Regions from separate parts of the Homo sapiens genome. Here region 2 is linked to region 1. Evidence: chromatin loops called from intact Hi-C (ENCODE). Cell type or tissue: tibial artery. All regions are shown on one strand. Links, peaks and the distances in the headings refer to the core of each region. The heading gives the core; the rest is flanking DNA. Region 1 overlaps CENPP (centromere protein P). Region 2 holds the start of LOC100128361 (a long non-coding RNA gene).

Region 1 (8,000 bases), core at 1-8,000:
AACCTCCTTTGAAACACTTAGCGTGGTTTCTGTTTCTGACCAGACCCTAATAAAATATAACTTATTATTTAATTTAAAGGTAGTATTTTTAATGTATTGCATAAGCTACTCAAATATAATACACAAAATTAGTTTGGATATTATTTGGAATGTGCACCTAACATTTGGTTATCTGCTTTAAGATTATCGATGTGAGGAATTTTTTGTCTTATATTTAAAACTCTACCTGATTTTATTTCTGACACCTATCATATAACCATGCCATCTCCCTATAATATCCATTCAAAATTCATAACCAAGATACTAATTCATTTATTCATTTAATTCAACCAAGTGCCTGGCCTCACTTACTGGCATTTCTTCAAGGTTATATTTCTGCTAACAAAACAACAATTTCTAATTGACTTACAATTTAAAAAAAGTTTAAGACACAAAAATGTACACAGAAAAACATAAACATTTTGGATTATATGAAGGATGATCTTTTTTGATGCACTATTACAATAACAAAACCTTAATTGTGCTCATGGTTGGAGGAGAGTGAAAATGTCACTGATATGGTAATTCAAAGTGAAAAATAGTGAACTTCTCATATATTCCAGTTTACATAATACAAAGCCGTATTTTTCTGATGCTGACAGAAAGGACAGTAGATAGACAGAAGCAGATATACCGAGTGAAAATGAGCCTAAAGGATGAAGCTCACGCTTCTTGGGATATTCATTCTTGGGATGTGTCTCTCTGCACTGTGAGTTTCCTTTATATACAACCTATGTGTGCTAAGTCATGTCATTCTCCCCTGACAGAAATGAGTGCAAACCCTCTTGATAATAATGGGATAGAGCCAGGGGCATTTGAAGGGGTGACGGTGTTCCATATCAGAATTGCAGAAGCAAAACTGACCTCAGTTCCTAAAGGTTTGTATTTACTTTATCTAAGATATGGTATTTTAAAGTTGTCACCTTTCAATAACGATTCAATCTAATATTGTAAACTGTGCAGTATACACTGCAACTAGAAATCTTTGCACCAGTAAATCTGGTCAATATAGTCTACACACACATAAAATGCCATATGTAGTGCCTTTTTCCTGACAGAATTAAGCCACAATTTTTTTTACTCCACTAAGAATAAACATTAAGAAGCAATGAACTTTTAGTTTTCCTTCTCTTTCCTGACATTTACTCATTTATACCTGTCATTCTGTGCAGTACCTGTTAGAGGTAGAGAATTCTATACAGAAGAAAGCAGAGAAAGATAGATGGGGCAAGAGACCCTGTCCCCAGGCATTTAGCCACAGTTTGAGGTGAAGCCTATGAGCCCAGACTGGGCAGCCCCTGGCTCTGGCAGGAATGGACATGCCATTCAAGGCAAGGCATTTTGTACCCAGCTTCTTCCCAGGTGTACTGTGAAGACTAATGGGCCAATACACAGAAAGGTCTGAGGACAACATCCAGCACGTAGGAAGTGACCACCTGTGACATAATCATTACCAAGATGAGCACTGTGCTCTTTATCATGGCTTTGTGTGACCCAAGGCTAGCACCTCAAGTAGAATGCTCCTTAAGTCTGCCAGATGACCAGTGTTCTAACCCATTACTTCCAAGCTCCCTGTCTGATGATTAGCTGCATAGGATTGCCTTTCTTGGAACTCTTGCTCAAAGTCTTGCTTTCCTTATTCCCAACAAGGGCACATGCTCTCTTTGCTTTGATGACTAACTGGGCCAAAAATAACCCCTATGATTAACAACATATTTTTACTTTCCAACAGCTCCGTCTTTCAGTATCCATGAGTTAAAGCAGCAACTTCATCACGACCCCCTCTAATCTACTCACCTGATCCAGAAGATCAATAAAACAAACATATACAGATAATTTAAAAGACACAGTAAAGCTGTTATTATTAATCAAGAGGTGACCTTTCACTTAGGTCACCTAAAGATCATCTAAAGTAAAAGAGGAAAAATAACTTTTCTATCCAGGAAAACAACAGTTTAATTCAGAACTATACAAATCCAAAAAAACACCTCAGTGTAGCTTTAAAGGAGGTGGATGTTTTTCTACAAGAAACCAAAAATGTTACATTTACCTTCCCATTTTAGAAAAACAACAAAAAATGCAAATGCTACCCAATAAGTTAAACATATAAAATCCCTTTCATCTGCTGGAAGATAACATCCAGTAAAGGAGAGTGAAGACAAGGAAAAGAGGAAGGTAGAGGGAGGAGAGGAGGACAGCCTACAGGGCTGGAGGAGGGAGCTGCTGTTCCAGGCCACATCTCCTGACATGGCCATTCTTTATGTTCACACCAAAAGTCTTTCCTACACTGCAAAATTCTATTTAAATTTCAAAGTGTATCTTAAAAGTAAAGGTTTAACTTCTCATGAGTTTTCAAGATTCTTTCAAAGCCAAAAGGAATCTTTAGAAATTTAAATTGGAATCAAATCTCTCAACTTAAATAACTATTCCTTCAAATCCCCTTGACATTCAGAATTCACTAACCTGTGAAAGCTGACTGCCTGCATGGCATAATCCAGTCAGTATTACCCCCTGTGGCAAGATGAAAGGATGCAGGTATCCTGAGGGTCCTTACCAGACCCAACAAGTTATCATGTGGACAGGATGAAAATGTCTTCTTTCCTATTCGTTCAGGAAGTTCTACTGCATAATATTATGTGGGGAAGAGGGGAGACCTGTTTGAAGACAGGGTGGGAACAGAAATTCCGGTACAAAAGTGTGCTAACATTTGTCAGCAGTTACTGAGCTTCTGCCAAATTCACACCTCTGCTCGTTTTATCCTAGAGGCTACACTTCAATCTTCTCTCTGGTTACCCACCTTCCCCATTTCCTAAGGGACACAACAGTTCCCTCAACTTCTACAAGTCCTCTCCCAGAGATTATTCTCTTCCAACTTTGTACAACCTATTCTAGATTCGCTGGCACGTTGCACCAGCTATTTTTCTAGTGATTTTTGTATGTATGATGGATCTGCTCTAAATTAGCAAATAATGTCTTTGAGGACAGAACCTTTACCTTACATACTGGAGGGTCCACATAATCATTCCATAAATACAATTAAGCTCAATTAATCAAAATTCAAGAAATTAGAACCTTCTCAGTTTAGAAGAATTATTTTTCTGCTCCCTAGTTTATTTATTTTAAAATTCAAAATAGATTCTGTTATCAAAATAAATTCAGTCATGGAAACTATTATTGCTATTCATAAAGATGTTTCAATTATCTTCATCCGTCTTTATTGCTAATATAGAAGGGAAATATTTCATCAAGACTTGAAAAAAGGAGAGCATTTTCCAGCTAGCTAACCAGATACTTGGGTTGACAAATAATACTTTGTATATAGGGCTAACAAAATGAGGTTTGATGGAATCTTCTGGTCAGTCCCTTTCATTCCAGCTTCAGTTCATTTGGGGAGAGTGGGGGTCAGGATATGCCCCGTTGAGAAGAGAAAGAACGATTATTCACTGGGCACCTGCCATGTGCGGGGGTACTACAGATACACTTAGCTTACACAAAAACTACTGCTAATTGAAAGAATAGAGCCAGGCACAGTGGCTCATGCCTGTAATCCCAGCATTTTGGGAGGCCAAGGTAGGCGGATCGCTTGAGGTCAGGAGTTCAAGACCAGTCTGGCCAATATGGTAAAACCCCATGTCTATCAAAAATGCAAAAATTAGCTGGGCATGGTGGTGCACACCTGTAGTCCCAGCTACTTGGGAGGCTGAGGCAAGAGAATCAGTTGAACCTGGGAGGCGGAGGCTGCAGTGAGCCAAGACTGCGCTACTACACTCCAGCCTGGGTGACAGAGTGAGACCCTGCCACAAAAAAGAAAAGAAAAGAAAAGAAAGAATAAATACTGCAATGACCTGAACATATCAAATAGGGTAAAAATCCGTGTTTATAATGGTGTTTTAAAAAAAACACAAAAAACCTTAACTGGTCACCTCTGGGCATTGCATGAATTCATTACTTGAATGAATCAAGTTTTGCTGCCTTTTCTATAAAAACAATCTTACAAAGTAACTAAATAATTAATGAAAGAAAATTCTTTAGAGAAGAATTCCAGCTAATAAATCCATCAAGAATGACATCAGGAAGTCACCATTTTCCAATTCCTAATGACAGAATGGATCTAGGCAACAATCGTGCATGAATGCTAAGACCCTCAGGTGAAAGGCTGATTTGCTTTTATCTGAATGTCTCTCTGCATCTGACTACCAGGGCATAGGAAGAAGTTAAAGGATCCTGATAAATGATATCACATGGAAGCTGTCAGCCAAATCCACAAAAGGAGTGTCTCAAACAAATTAATATGGAAATAAATCAAAAGAAGAGGGAGAAAAAAGGAGGGAGTATGTTGTACATTAAGAGAGATTTCAAGAGCGATAAGAACCAAATGTATTCTGTAAACTTCATTTAATCCTAACTTGAACAAATCAACTGTAAAATGACGTATTTGAGACAAGTGGGGAAACTTTACTATATTAGATGACAGTAAAGAATGTATTAATCTTGTTAGATGTGATATTAACAGGGTGGTTATGTTAAAAAACAAAAAACAAAAAACAAGATGACCTTATCAGTTAGAGACATCTAATTGAAGAATTTATAGAAGAAATGACATTATGTATAAGATTTGACTTTAAATACTCCAGCAAAAGAAATATGGCAAAATAAAAATAGATAAACAGATCAATAAATAATTAAGAGTAGATAAAACAAGATAGGAAAAATGGAGATAACTGTTGAAGCTGAGCATGGTGGTTCATAATACTAGTTACTATTTTATGAATGGTTACAATTTTACCATAATAAGAAGTTAATAAAAAGTAGGTACCAGGCTGGGTGTGGTGGCTCACGCCTGTAATCCCAGCACTTTAGGAGGCCGAGGGGGGTGGATCACCTGAGGTCAGAAGTTTGAAACCAACCTGGCCAACATGGTGAAACCCCATCTCTACTAAAAAGTACAAAAAATTAGCCAGGTATGGTGGTGCATACCTGTTATCTCAGCTACTCAGGAGGCTGAGGCCGAAGAACTGCTTGAACCCAGGAGATGGAGGTTGCAGTAAGCTGATATCACGGCACTGCACTCCAGTCTGGGCAACAAGAGTGAAACTCTGTCTCAAAGAAAAAAAAGAGTTAGTGCCTAAAAAGTTGCCTAAATCCATAATCTGAAACTTGAAAAGTAAACAAATAGTCAATTGGGCTTAGTGATACTTGACTTAACATATATATTTCTCTTCTTATTAGGCTTACCACCAACTTTATTGGAGCTTCACTTAGATTATAATAAAATTTCAACAGTGGAACTTGAGGATTTTAAACGATACAAAGAACTACAAAGGTAAACGTTCCCAAAATTTTAACTTAGAATGATACCTCCTGGAGAATGTGCACAGGGACCCTGGTAGAGATCACTGTCTGTTTAGCCAGTTGCTGTTGGAACTGGAGAGTGTGAAGGGAAAACTAGAAAGAACCACAATTGGCCGGGTGTGGTGGCTCACGCCTGTAATCCCAGCACTTTGGGAGGCCAAGGCGGGCAGATCCCGAGGTCAGGAGTTCGAGACCAGTCTGGCTAACATGGTAAAACCCCATCTCTACTAAAAAATACGAAAATTAGCCAGGCATGGTGGAGGGCGCCTGTAATCCCAGCTACTCGGGAGGCTGAGGTTGCAGTGAGCCAAGACTGTGCCACTGCACTCCAGCCTGGGCATGGGCAACAGAGCGAGACTCCATCTTAAAAAAAAAAAAAAAAAAAAAAGAACCACCGTTATTACCACCTCTGCTGATAGGGGCGAATCAAGTGAAAAGAAGAAAATGACTTTTCAAATTTCCCTTTTGTTAAATTTAGGTCAAAGAATTTTCTGACAAAACTGGAAGATAGTTGTTACATACTGAAGTAGGTTATTAAATAAAGTAATGAAATATCTTTGAACATATATATAAATAGGACAGGCTTATATTCTAACTAGTTTGCGGTGTTTTCAGCTAACTCTATCACACCTAACCATCTGTGTAAGACTTGATGCATTTTATATCATTTTTAGGCTGGGCCTAGGAAACAACAAAATCACAGATATCGAAAATGGGAGTCTTGCTAACATACCACGTGTGAGAGAAATACATTTGGAAAACAATAAACTAAAAAAAATCCCTTCAGGATTACCAGAGTTGAAATACCTCCAGGTAAAACATTCTACTTGTGTTCAGTAGATATTGGTATTTTTCTTCAGTTTTTATAACACACTTTAGCACACCTCAAGCAAAGACCAAGTAAGCAGCAAGGGTGATTCAAACATAATGACTCTCCAGGTTGCATGAGGTGTTTTAAGAAGTAGGAGAGCTTTAGGAGAATGGTTTCTACATCGACGTCACAAGAAAGCTCAGGATCCATTTCCATCTTTTGGTTTCTCCTGTTGAAACTGCTGAGGACATTGCGGCAAAGCCGCTGGCACAGTTAATTTCAGATTTTAGGGCAGGGGTGGCTACGCAGAGGCAGGACTGGTCAGGAGGACATGGAGCAGTGTCACGTGTCCTTTTGATCTGGAAACATTTCTCAAGGCAGAGCAAGAGGATTAGGCTCCTGGTATTTTCGCTTTCAGTGTGGTGCTAGGATAGACATGTATATTTTTTTTTAAACATTCCAACCAGAATACAGTATATAACCAATTTAAAGTCACCATCTGGAGCATCATGAGTTCCCATTTTGTTGTTTGTTTTTATTCATTATTAGAAATCTTTTCCTTCTATTTGACAACTCTTAACTGGCTGGAAGGGGCCACAGATTCCTTGGAGAATCTAATAAAGATTTAGATCTTCCCAAGAACAAAAGTTTTCATCTTCCAAGGAGCTTGAGAACAAAACTGGGCAACAAGCCACTCTGCCTCTTCTCTTTTTCTTTCCGGTGTATCTTTAAACAAGTTTCGTTCACTGTACTCCTTTGAGATACAAACCATCAAAATGAATGTAATATAGGCAGGTGCTAATCTCAAGATCACAACTTTTGCTTTGACTTTTCCAAATGCTGCATTTGGATGTCTGTTTAGCCAGTGACTACAACTTGAGTCCGTCCTCTCTCAAGCTGCCCCATCCCTGATGTCATTTCTGCTTAATTTGCTCCACAACTCTGCTTCCAGCTTCTGGTCTCTCTTAAATCTACCTATACTCTTGCTAGCATTAATTAAATGAATAGAATTATAACACAAACAGAAGAACACATGTCATAAGCATATATTTCAATGAATGTCCACAAAGTAAACACACTGATGTCCAGCAGGTTTTCATTCCCAGTGAGATCAGTACTATGGTAAACTATACCTTGCACTTATATTGAGCAGCTGGGGGACTGAACACCAAACTTAAATGTTTTAGCAATGCCTAGAATTTTCATGATTGGTCTCATATCAGTCTTACTAAGACATAAAGGCAGAATCTAGAGGTAACAACAGCCAGGGAGGATATCCCACGTTGGCCAGCAAAAGACTTCTGCTCTTCAGTACACAAAAATGCTGTCAGTTAAGTAGATTGCTTTTATTTCCCAGAAATCTCACTGTTACCAAAAAAGGCCAAAGAAGAAATTAGAAGGGCTGTTAAAGGGAATGAGGGAAAGTTCCTCTATTTACCATACTTTTTGAGTAAGAATTTAATTTAAAAAGACATGTACACGGCCTGTAAAATTGTGACTTGTCCACTGGTGTACATAAGATCAAGTGATTTCAATTATTGATGCTATATTACAATTCTGCATTTAGGATGTTGATAGATCTTTCTACAAAACAACTTAGAAAAATTCTCCTTTGGTCACAGAAAATGCTAGCTAATAATTCTTCACAATCAAATTGTGAGCCTAATTCTTAGAGCATTAAATTTCATTCTTCTGATCATTTCTAATGTTTTAAATGCATTATTGTAAATATGGCACTGAAGTAACCATATATATACACATAAATATGTATATTTAAAAATATGTATGTTTATAAAAG
Region 2 (8,939 bases), core at 940-8,939, 150 kb before region 1:
CCTATGTGACATCATGGGGCTTACTAACTCTCGCCCTCTAGAAGCTTGTAATTCAGTCAAAAGACAGATTTATGGAGAATAACTTAAAAGGATTGTTAGTACATTGAAAGTTACTGTTTTCTAAGAAAATACTCCCAAGAGCTCAGAAACAATGTGGACAGTGAGCTGCCCATTGCATTCCCTCAAAGAAAGCCAGCCCCTGAGATGTGTGGGTACCTGTGGCCCTTGTTCCTCGGTCTCCCACAGTGGCAGCATGGCGCACCTGCCTTTTTACCACCACAGTCATTTGAAAGCCTGTGAGGCGCGCATTCATTCTGCTTCCTCTTCTGAATAACCAGCCTATGTGCCGCCCCTCTCCCTAATGTCACTAGTTTTGTCCAGTCCCCTCTGTTTCTGGGAATTCGGGATGAAACTGATAATCTCATAGTCGTTAGACAGCATCTCCATCACCGATCTTCAGGGGTGCTAAACCCTGCACCCAGTATTTGCGGAATGTTCCACATTCTTCTAACATGTGTTCCTGGGTCAAGATGACCTTGGTTGCTGGCTGCCAGCCACTCACTTTCCCGGTGCTTTTGAACTAAACAGTTCCCAGGATTCCTGTTCCCTGGCAGGCACAGAATTGTTTACTTTCCAATATGAAATACTGAGGAACATTATAGGGCTAACTGAAGTAGAAAAAAGGTTGTTCTATTTAGTTGAAAACTCCTGTTATCCCCTAAGGAAATACCTACAGGGCTAAGTTATGAGGAATTCCTTAACTGGATTAAGCTGGTGGTGTTCGATGAGAGAAAACCCACGAAGATACCACTGTTCAGCAGCCCCCCGACCAAGGATGCAGCTGGGCAATGGAAATGTGCTTGGATGCAGGGTGCCCTTAGGTGGGCTGTGAAAGGCCGCTGAAGGACAGACATGTTACTCACCTCGTCTAGCACCTGGGAATCTCTTAGTGCCTGGTCAGTGATGTCAAATTGGAAAGCCAGCATGCGGGGAAAGCTGAAGGCCCGGGTCCTTACGACCAGCTGCTCAGCAGAAACGACACTAGGAGGGGAGGGGAGGGCATGTCCTGAAGGCACTGAGCCATGTGGCTTCTCAGACCTAGGGTGTAGGCACTGGAACCATCCTGCACAAAGCACTCTAGCCAGGCCTTTCTCAACAAAAGGAGAGGATCTCAGAGAAGGCTTCTCCTCCGAGAACATGGCGTGTGGGGCTGGGCCTGCTTCCAGGAAGGTGTGCGCAGTGGCCGCACCTGTGAAGTTCCAGTAACTGTGGTGCTCTAGAGGCCTAGGGACAAACTAAGGCTGGGATTTATCATGAGTCATCTTGGCGTCTTGAGATACCTGGTAGACCTGAGACTAAATTTAGATCCCTAGACTAATTTGCAGCTCACAGATAGATTGACCACATTTAAACTTCTTACACCCCCTAAAATAAAGGCTTCTCCAGCTCTGCACTACTGTTTCTGCCCTGTCATAAAGGAAAATGTCTCAAGTTGGATCTGCCTTCCTGTCGCTGCAGAGCTTTGTCCCTTTGGGAATTTGGAACTGTGGAGAGAGCTGCCACAGCTTCCCGGCCTAAACCCTGATGCTCCTCTCGACCTCCCATTTGAAACACAGTGTGCGGCCTTGGCTTCTCCACCCCGATCCCCAGCACCCTTGGAGGCTGCTGGTCCCCCGGTAACCCCCAGCGGGTCAGTGTCCTGGAGAACGGCCTTCCAGGCAAGGGCTGCCCCCCTGCAGCCAGAAGGCCACCTGAGCCTCATTCTCCAAGGCTGCTAGAGGGCACACTTGTGGCACAAGGGACAGGTGTGTCCCTGGGGCCTCTTGCCCAGTCTTGGCCTCCGGGGTACTGAGGGGGAAGAAGAGCATTTCTGTGTCAGGAGCTGGTGCCCGCTGGTCACTGCCATTGGTTCCCATGGAGCTAGCTTGTGGTTGACCCAGGTAGTCAGACCCTCCCCGGGAGCTGCCTGGAACATCCTTCCTGTCTTTACACCCATGGTCTTGTCAGGTGCTGCTTCTGAGAAATTGGGGTGTCCTTTAAAATACGTAACCCTAGTCATGGGCTGGGGATGTGACTGTTCCAGCCCAGGTGCACCCAGCTTGGGTCTCAGGCCTCAGAACTGAGCAGTACCTTGGGCTTCTGAGGTTCTCCCAATAAAATGTGGCCCCTTGGGATGAGCTGCAGGCACACTCCAGCTTCTGGAGCGAGACTCATGACCTTAATTTGTAAATGAGTTATTTGCTGTTTACTCTTCAGATGAGAATAGTTACTTACCCCAGCAGCTTAGTCAGGGATTTGTTTTTTCTACAAACAGGATTCTGGGGCAGGGCAGCAGTGAGCGCCAAGGCCATGGTGAGCAGCGTCAGAGCAGGGACGTGCTGATCAGTATTTCCTCTCCTCGGCAGGAGCTTTTGAAGTTGGGGTTTGGCTTGTTGATTTCTAAATCTCAAAGCGTAGTAAACATTGGGACACCAGAACCCAGGATACTTCTCTTGGACTGAACTGAGCTTAGGTCACTTGTTTAGCCAGTGTCTTGAGTGCTGTGCGCTGAGTGCCCGGAGACGAAAAGCGGGACACACAGCAGTCAGAGCTCAGGACTCGGAGTAATCCTAAATGTGTTTTTCAGGGCAAATAATTAATCACATCTTGTTATAAGCACACGACTTCTGAGGTTAAAACCACAAAACTAAGCCCTGAGAAGCAAAATACAAAGGACTGAAGATAAAATTTGAGAATAAAATGAGAAACCAGATCTCTTCAAATGTGAACCAAAGGAGCTTGCGTTTCTCAGCAGACAGGAGAGGCAAAGAAGAAGGCTTGTCGACATTCCATCCATTTGGCGCTGGAATGGCCAGATCTACTTTTTACTTTTTGTTGGGTTTTGTAATACTTGGCTCATGATAAAGTGATTTTTCAGCGTTCGTTTATACCACTGGGCTGGGGGAACATCGCTCACATGTTCCACATAATTACTTTTCCATCTTTCAGTCCTTTAACCCTCTCTCGCCTGGTATGGTGGGGTGCACTGGCCTGAGGAAGCTTTGCACGCTGGTGCACACAGCCGGCACAGACAGCTGTCACACGCACAGATCACAGGTGCACAGAACGAGTGCTCTTTGTGAGCTGGGGTGTGAGGCCATTCACTTCTCTTTTAAAAGAGATTGATTTATCTAACTTTGCAGAAGTCAAAGAAAAAACATAAAAACATACTAGTTGAAAGAAGAAAGGGAGAGAGAACGGGAGGGAGGGAAATGAATGGGGGGCTTGTGTATCCTGAAATGGTACTTTTTACTTGCAGCTCTGATCAAAGGCCTGTCGTCCCTTCATCGAGGTCCAGGTTTGCCTTTTCCGTGTCTGTGCTGGACCTTGACCTCAAGCCCTACGAGAGCATTCCCCATCAGTATAAACTGGACGGCAAGATCGTCAACTATTATTCAAAGACTGTACGTGCCAAAGACAACGCCGTGATGTCGACTCGGTTCAAGGAAAGCGAAGATTGCACATTAGTTCTCCACAAGGTCTAACTCTTTCCCTGCAGTGTCTTTGAAACTTGAACATAATGTGAAGGCTGAATGATAGAGATATTTTCTGTTGTGTTGGGTGACCTTTGGTTGTGAATGTTTTTGCTTTTAACCCCTTTTGAGGTGGGATTGCCTCTTGGAGACATGGAATTGAAGAGCACTAGAAACAACTTCCTGGACAAGGAATGTAGGAAGTGAGTGCTGTGTCCCAGGAAGCTGCTCACACTCTTAAAATGGAAGTGTCCGTTAAGCCCTGGGAAGACGTTCTGGATAGTTCTTCTTTCCCAACCAGGGCTCATGTCTGATTCTCTAATGCGAAAAGCCTTATTCTAAGACCCAAGGTTTGGATCTGCTACCACCAGACTCCTAACATAGAAAACTTGAATTGTCACATACATTTTACAGTTTGGACTTTTAAGAAAACATGGATACTACTGGAACTTCCCCCAGCTGAGTTACATGGTCACTTTTTCAGTGCAAGCCACATATCAACACAGGTTTTTAGGTGGTTCCCTGCTGCACAGCGTGACCTCGTGGTCGCGCAGATGCCGATTCTGAGCAGTGTAGACTCAGGGTCCCTGTGGAGGTGCTGAAGCCCACAGTTCCACACAGGGCAGCAGGGAGCGCAAGGCTCAGGTCAGGATGGACACCACTCATGCGAGCATTGACCTTTTTTTTTTTGCTTTACAATTTAATCTTTCACATGAGGGGGAGATGAGCTGTTCTTTCCCACTAAAAATTGCTGCTGTAGAAGTTGGAGGTGGAGCTGTGACTGGCTGAGCTGCTGTGGCCGGGCTGGGCAGTGTGCCCCAACAGCTCAGTGCTTTCCTGACACTCCAGTGTCTGGGGTGGTTGAGGAGCGAGTTCTCTCTTCCTCCCAGACCAAGTTCCTCCCTCGGGTTTGCCTTGAGACGTGTTGCGTTTTTGGGCCCCGTGGCCTCTCCCTGTTAGGCTGCCACAGGCCCTGCTTCTGGAAGGTGAACAGCTCCTGGCTGCTGCCGAGAGGGTTCTCGTTGGGGTCACCAAAGTGTGCCCGGCTGCTATGAAAAACGTTGGGAATCTTGGTTTCAGTTTTTTATTCTATGCTAGGTTGTACAGACTTATTTATATCATCGTTTTGAGGGACTAATGGAGGCTTATTGTAACATATAATATTAGTGAAACCATGGAATTATATGAAAATGATACATGAGAAATAAGGAAACTATTTTGCTGATTGTAAATTTTTGTGGGAAATTTTGTGATAACTTGAGAATTATACTTGTTTGAATCAAGGCAACTCTTCTAGAATTTATTGTTCAATTCTGTCATATTTACTTCTAATTCTACTCTCAGAGGTGCAAAAAGATACTTATCTAACTGGACACTTTTACTGTTTTCTTCTCACTTCCAATGACACCGTCTCATACACACGGGTCCTGTGTGCTGGGATGGGGGCTTTGGTGAAGTGCACGGAGCTCACGGACAAGCCGCAGGCTCTGGGAAGCGTGGAGGTAGTGGCCGTTGAGTACTGTCTTGACCCAAGGGAGTTCACTGTTGCTGGGCTGGGGCTGGGGCAGCCTGGTTTGGGATGATTTTGCCCATTGTCACGGTGTGTGGAGGATGCTGGGTCCTGGGTTCAAGTGCACATGTGAGGGAACCCCAGTCCGTGGGAAGGTGGGCTGGGCTCCCTAGGTCCTTCAGGGCTGCAAGAGTTATTGCCTAGCACAGGGCCCAGACAGGGCTGGACTAGACACGATGAAAACAGCCTGTATTTGAGGGAGAAGAGAAAACAGATGGAGACCCCCACTCTGTCTGGTCTTGGCTCCCACCAGCCCGGGCTGTGAGGAGCCCCTGAGCCGCGGGTGCCACTGCTGTGGATGCGTTTCTGGCCCGTCTTGGAAACTGCTGCTGCTGCGTAGTCATGACGGCCCTGACTGGTTTGAGACAACACGCGTTCACAGATCTTAACAATGCTAAATGGGCGACTGATGAGGTCACGGTTCTTAAGGCACATCCGGGACGATCGATATAGCACTTAGGCTATGCAGGGGGGTCTTTCTTTCATAAAGGACCTCATTCCTTGCGTCCCAGCCCAGGAACAGTGCTGTCTTTGCTGTCTTAGGCCATTCTTGTTATTAAGCTGACAGCTTCACTTTCTTGTGGAAGACCAAGAACAGCATGAGGACTTGCTGAGACTGCCTCACGGTGCCACCATGCGGACCGGGGGGAGGCAGGGAGTGAGGGTGTGGCTCCCCTGGGCTACTAAGGACAGTTTAAAGATGAGGCGCCATAGGCATCCGTCTCCAGAGCCCCCAGGAGGCAGGAACCAGGATAAGGGTGGCTTCTCCCAGCTGAGTAATGTGGCCACCATGTCCAAGGTGGACTCGGTGTGAGGCTGCAGTGGGTGGGGGATGGATCCTCCCCACACATCTGAGGACACACAACCACTTGGTACATTTTCTCAGATGTTAAGCTTATTTTTATAAACCACATTGTACGTGTCACTTTTATTTGGCATTTTATACTTAACTAGTTGTATTTATTTTTCATGTCATGAGAGTTTCCATATAATGTGCCATAACTGCATAGACAGCACGTCTTCAGGGTGTGGTTTCTAAGCAGAAAATAGCAAATGTTTATATTGAATAAAATTGCATGTTCCTCCACGCAGCATCTTCATCCTCCACGTTCACTGTTTTGGAACTAGTTGTTCTCCTCTGCACAAAGCGATTTTATCAGGCTTTCCAGAGCAGCTTCGATTCCAAGCAGTCCTACCAGGGTTCGGAAGCTGAGAGGAGCAGTTTCTATGGCTCTGTTCTTGTCCAGCTCCAGGGCTATAAAGAAAACATTAAACCGGGTAAGAAACTTCAAGGTGGCAGCTTTTGGTCTTTTGTTTTCTGCTGGCATGGACCTCACCAAGACCCCGCACTCCTCCCGACTAGCTGCATGGGATGGGACATGCTAGTGGCGGGCGAGGAGATGGAGTGAGTGGAGGCCTCACCTACGGCTGGAGGCATATTCCCTGTGCATTCAGCCTGGGAGGGCCTTGGGGCAGCAATCCCTTTTCATGTTCTTTTTGAGTGATTATTGATAAAAATATTTAAAAATTGATAGACAAAGTACATTAATGAGATTTCCAATTTTTGATTCTTGCCCTTTGAAACCCAGAGGAAACAGGCAGGCGGCTTTGCTGGGCATGTTGAGAAGTCACCTAGAGCAGCCACACCCAGGGCCCTACCTCGCTGTGGGACTTTGGTGAGAAGATCCAGCTTTGGAAAAACCTTCCCATCTTCATCTATTTGTATCCTCCAAACAATGACTAATTCAAACCTGAAAAAGCAGTAAAACATGTCGTTATGTGCTTTTTGAAATCTGGCGAAAAGATTAGCAACCATGAGTCGCACCTGGTCTCCATTTCCCCATGCTGGGCTCCCCTGCTAGAAACCCCAATCCACAGCCAAGAAGAGGCACAGTCAGTAGCACAGGCAAATGGAACCAGGATCACAGGAAGGTGCTGCTCTGTCCCCACTGCATTGGCAAACATTAGTAGGCCAATACCAGCGAAGTACAGAACATGGAGCAACAGAAACTTCAAAATTACTGGTGGGAGCAGACATGGACAAGCCACTTTGGAAATAATCTGGCACTGACAGTAAGCTGAACATGCATCCATGCATGACACAGGAATTTCATTTCTAGGCAGTTGAGCCCAGGAGAAGCTTATGTACTGTGTGCCAGGAGGTGTGAGCCAGAACAAAGAAGCCACGTGCTCCAGAGCTGAAGAGCGCAGCAAGACGCTGTGTATGATCCCCTCCGGGAGGATGAGCAGTGAAACTGCACTGCAGCTGCTCATGACCCTGGAGGAGGTGAACGGTGACAAAGGCAAGTCCCAGAAGCCTGCATAAGGACCACATGATTTTAAAGCTTGGAAACCAGTTGAGTTGAGGCATTCACACACAGGTCATAAAAGCACACCCAGATGGATACATGTCCACACATGCACAGCCAAGGGAAGAGGATGGAGAACACGGCACGGGCCAGGGTGGCGCCGGGGCTGGTGGAGGGATCAGCTGTGCTATCAGGGCACTAAGCCTGTCCTGTTTCTTCTCATTGCTTTGGGGTTTTCCACTCACCCCTGGCTTCCTCCCTTCGATTTCTGAAGTAACAGCAGATCCACAAGCATCTCCACTTTCTCCCAGCCTCCCTTCCTTGACCCCATAAGTCCTGGGGTGGGCCCCAGGACTGGCGTTTTCCCCCTGCGGCCCAGCACATCCTCCAGAGCTCCAGCTCCCCGCACCCCCATACTGGGCATATCTGCTGGGACCACTGATTCCTCCAACCGACGACCTTTAGTTCTTGGTTAGGTAGTTTACTACTTAGAATCCTACTTAGGTGGTCTCCTACTTGGAATCCTTGTTTGAACAGGAAATGGGAGGCCCCATGGCCTGTGCAGGCTCACCCTGGCCGGCTGGCGCTGCGGATCCCCATGGAGCAGGAGGAGGGCCCCTCCGAGAGGTACACGGCATCTGGGTACTTTTCCTGCATGGGGAGAAGAAACGGGTAGACAGATCCACTGGTGGGGAGAAAGGGGCCATGGGAGGGGCACGGGGCACCGTTCCAGGTGTCTGGCGAAAATCAGGGTCCGAGTGTTTGCGCAGCATCCATGGGTGCCAACCGCCCCTCTTGCCCTTGCTGTCACACACGTCCGCCCCACTGTAGGTCTCTCCACAGCCTCCAGGCTCCCATGACTGCTGCTTCCCCATCATGAACATTGTACATAACCTCCCTACAGCTGTATTCTCATTTCACAGGTTTCCCCACACCCTTTCCATCTGGGATGGCTCCTTGGTCTGCCCTTGTCTGTCACAACCCAGACGGTCTGGAGAGGACTGGTCAGAGGATTCCCCAAGCGGATGCGTCAGGCTCTTTGCTGGAAAGCAGCTGTTTTCTCACGGTTTTAGCATCTGACCTGAAAAGCCCTTTGAGCTGAGGCTCCGTGAGGGCTGTGGCCGAGCCTGGACGCCCCTCGCCTGTCCGTCCTCAGGACTCACCCCAGTGGTGTCCAGCCCACACACCGTCCTGGGCATGGGCAGGAGCCCACCCTGGTATCCTCACTGTGCCCAGTGGTGGTGCGGCTCCCACTGCAGTAAGGGAAAGGGCCTACCTTGGTGAAAGTCAGCTTCATGATGAGACGGCATTTTATGGTCAAAAGCCTCCTCCCAAAAGCAGGGAAATCAAGTGGAATCTCACAGATTTCTAGGCTTGCGGTTCTGGGAGAGTCTGGTTTCCCCCATGCGCTATGAAAATTCTGGACACGTCTGCTGTTTCTGTTACAGCAGGACCTGGTAGCCTCTAGCTATCCCAGAACCGACCCGCGAATTTAGATCATCAAACCACAACACAGTTTGCTTACTGGAACCTGAACAGATGATACAT

What was found. Hi-C counts contacts between places; a loop is a spot of excess contacts. Peaks named below come from ENCODE experiments on the same cell type or tissue, not always from the same donor. Only the 100,000 strongest peaks of a DNase experiment are listed, where the experiment ranks them.
Region 2: a loop joins it to region 1, with 4 times the contacts of the local background. A loop is called at or near these places in 2 of 110 quality-filtered maps.

The regions. Positions count from the first base shown.
Region 1 is chr9:92,457,836-92,465,835 of GRCh38, reverse strand. The region is part of intron 5 of CENPP (centromere protein P); the gene reads right to left. It overlaps ASPN (asporin), which reads left to right. Exons shown (of 8, transcript NM_017680.6): 5 at 807-917; 6 at 5,269-5,362; 7 at 6,066-6,204. Among named protein-coding and RNA genes, the nearest start is that of ASPN, 21 kb to the left of the region's middle. In tibial artery, for the core only: no CTCF peak of the experiment used is centred there; no DNase peak of the experiment used is centred there; H3K27ac peaks cover 4,898 bases.
Region 2 is chr9:92,610,417-92,619,355 of GRCh38, reverse strand. CENPP (centromere protein P) reads right to left here. Exons shown (of 8, transcript NM_001012267.3): 6 at 7,963-8,042; 7 at 6,742-6,833; 8 at 1-6,337. The coding sequence ends at 6,207. It overlaps IPPK (inositol-pentakisphosphate 2-kinase), which reads left to right. Exons shown (of 13, transcript NM_022755.6): 13 at 3,299-6,173. The coding sequence ends at 3,524. LOC100128361 (a long non-coding RNA gene) reads right to left here and starts at 1,306. Exons shown (of 1, transcript NR_036505.1): 1 at 1-1,306. In tibial artery, for the core only: no CTCF peak of the experiment used is centred there; DNase peaks (open chromatin) are centred at 1,095, 2,415, 4,335, 5,165 and 1 weaker place; H3K27ac peaks cover 5,546 bases.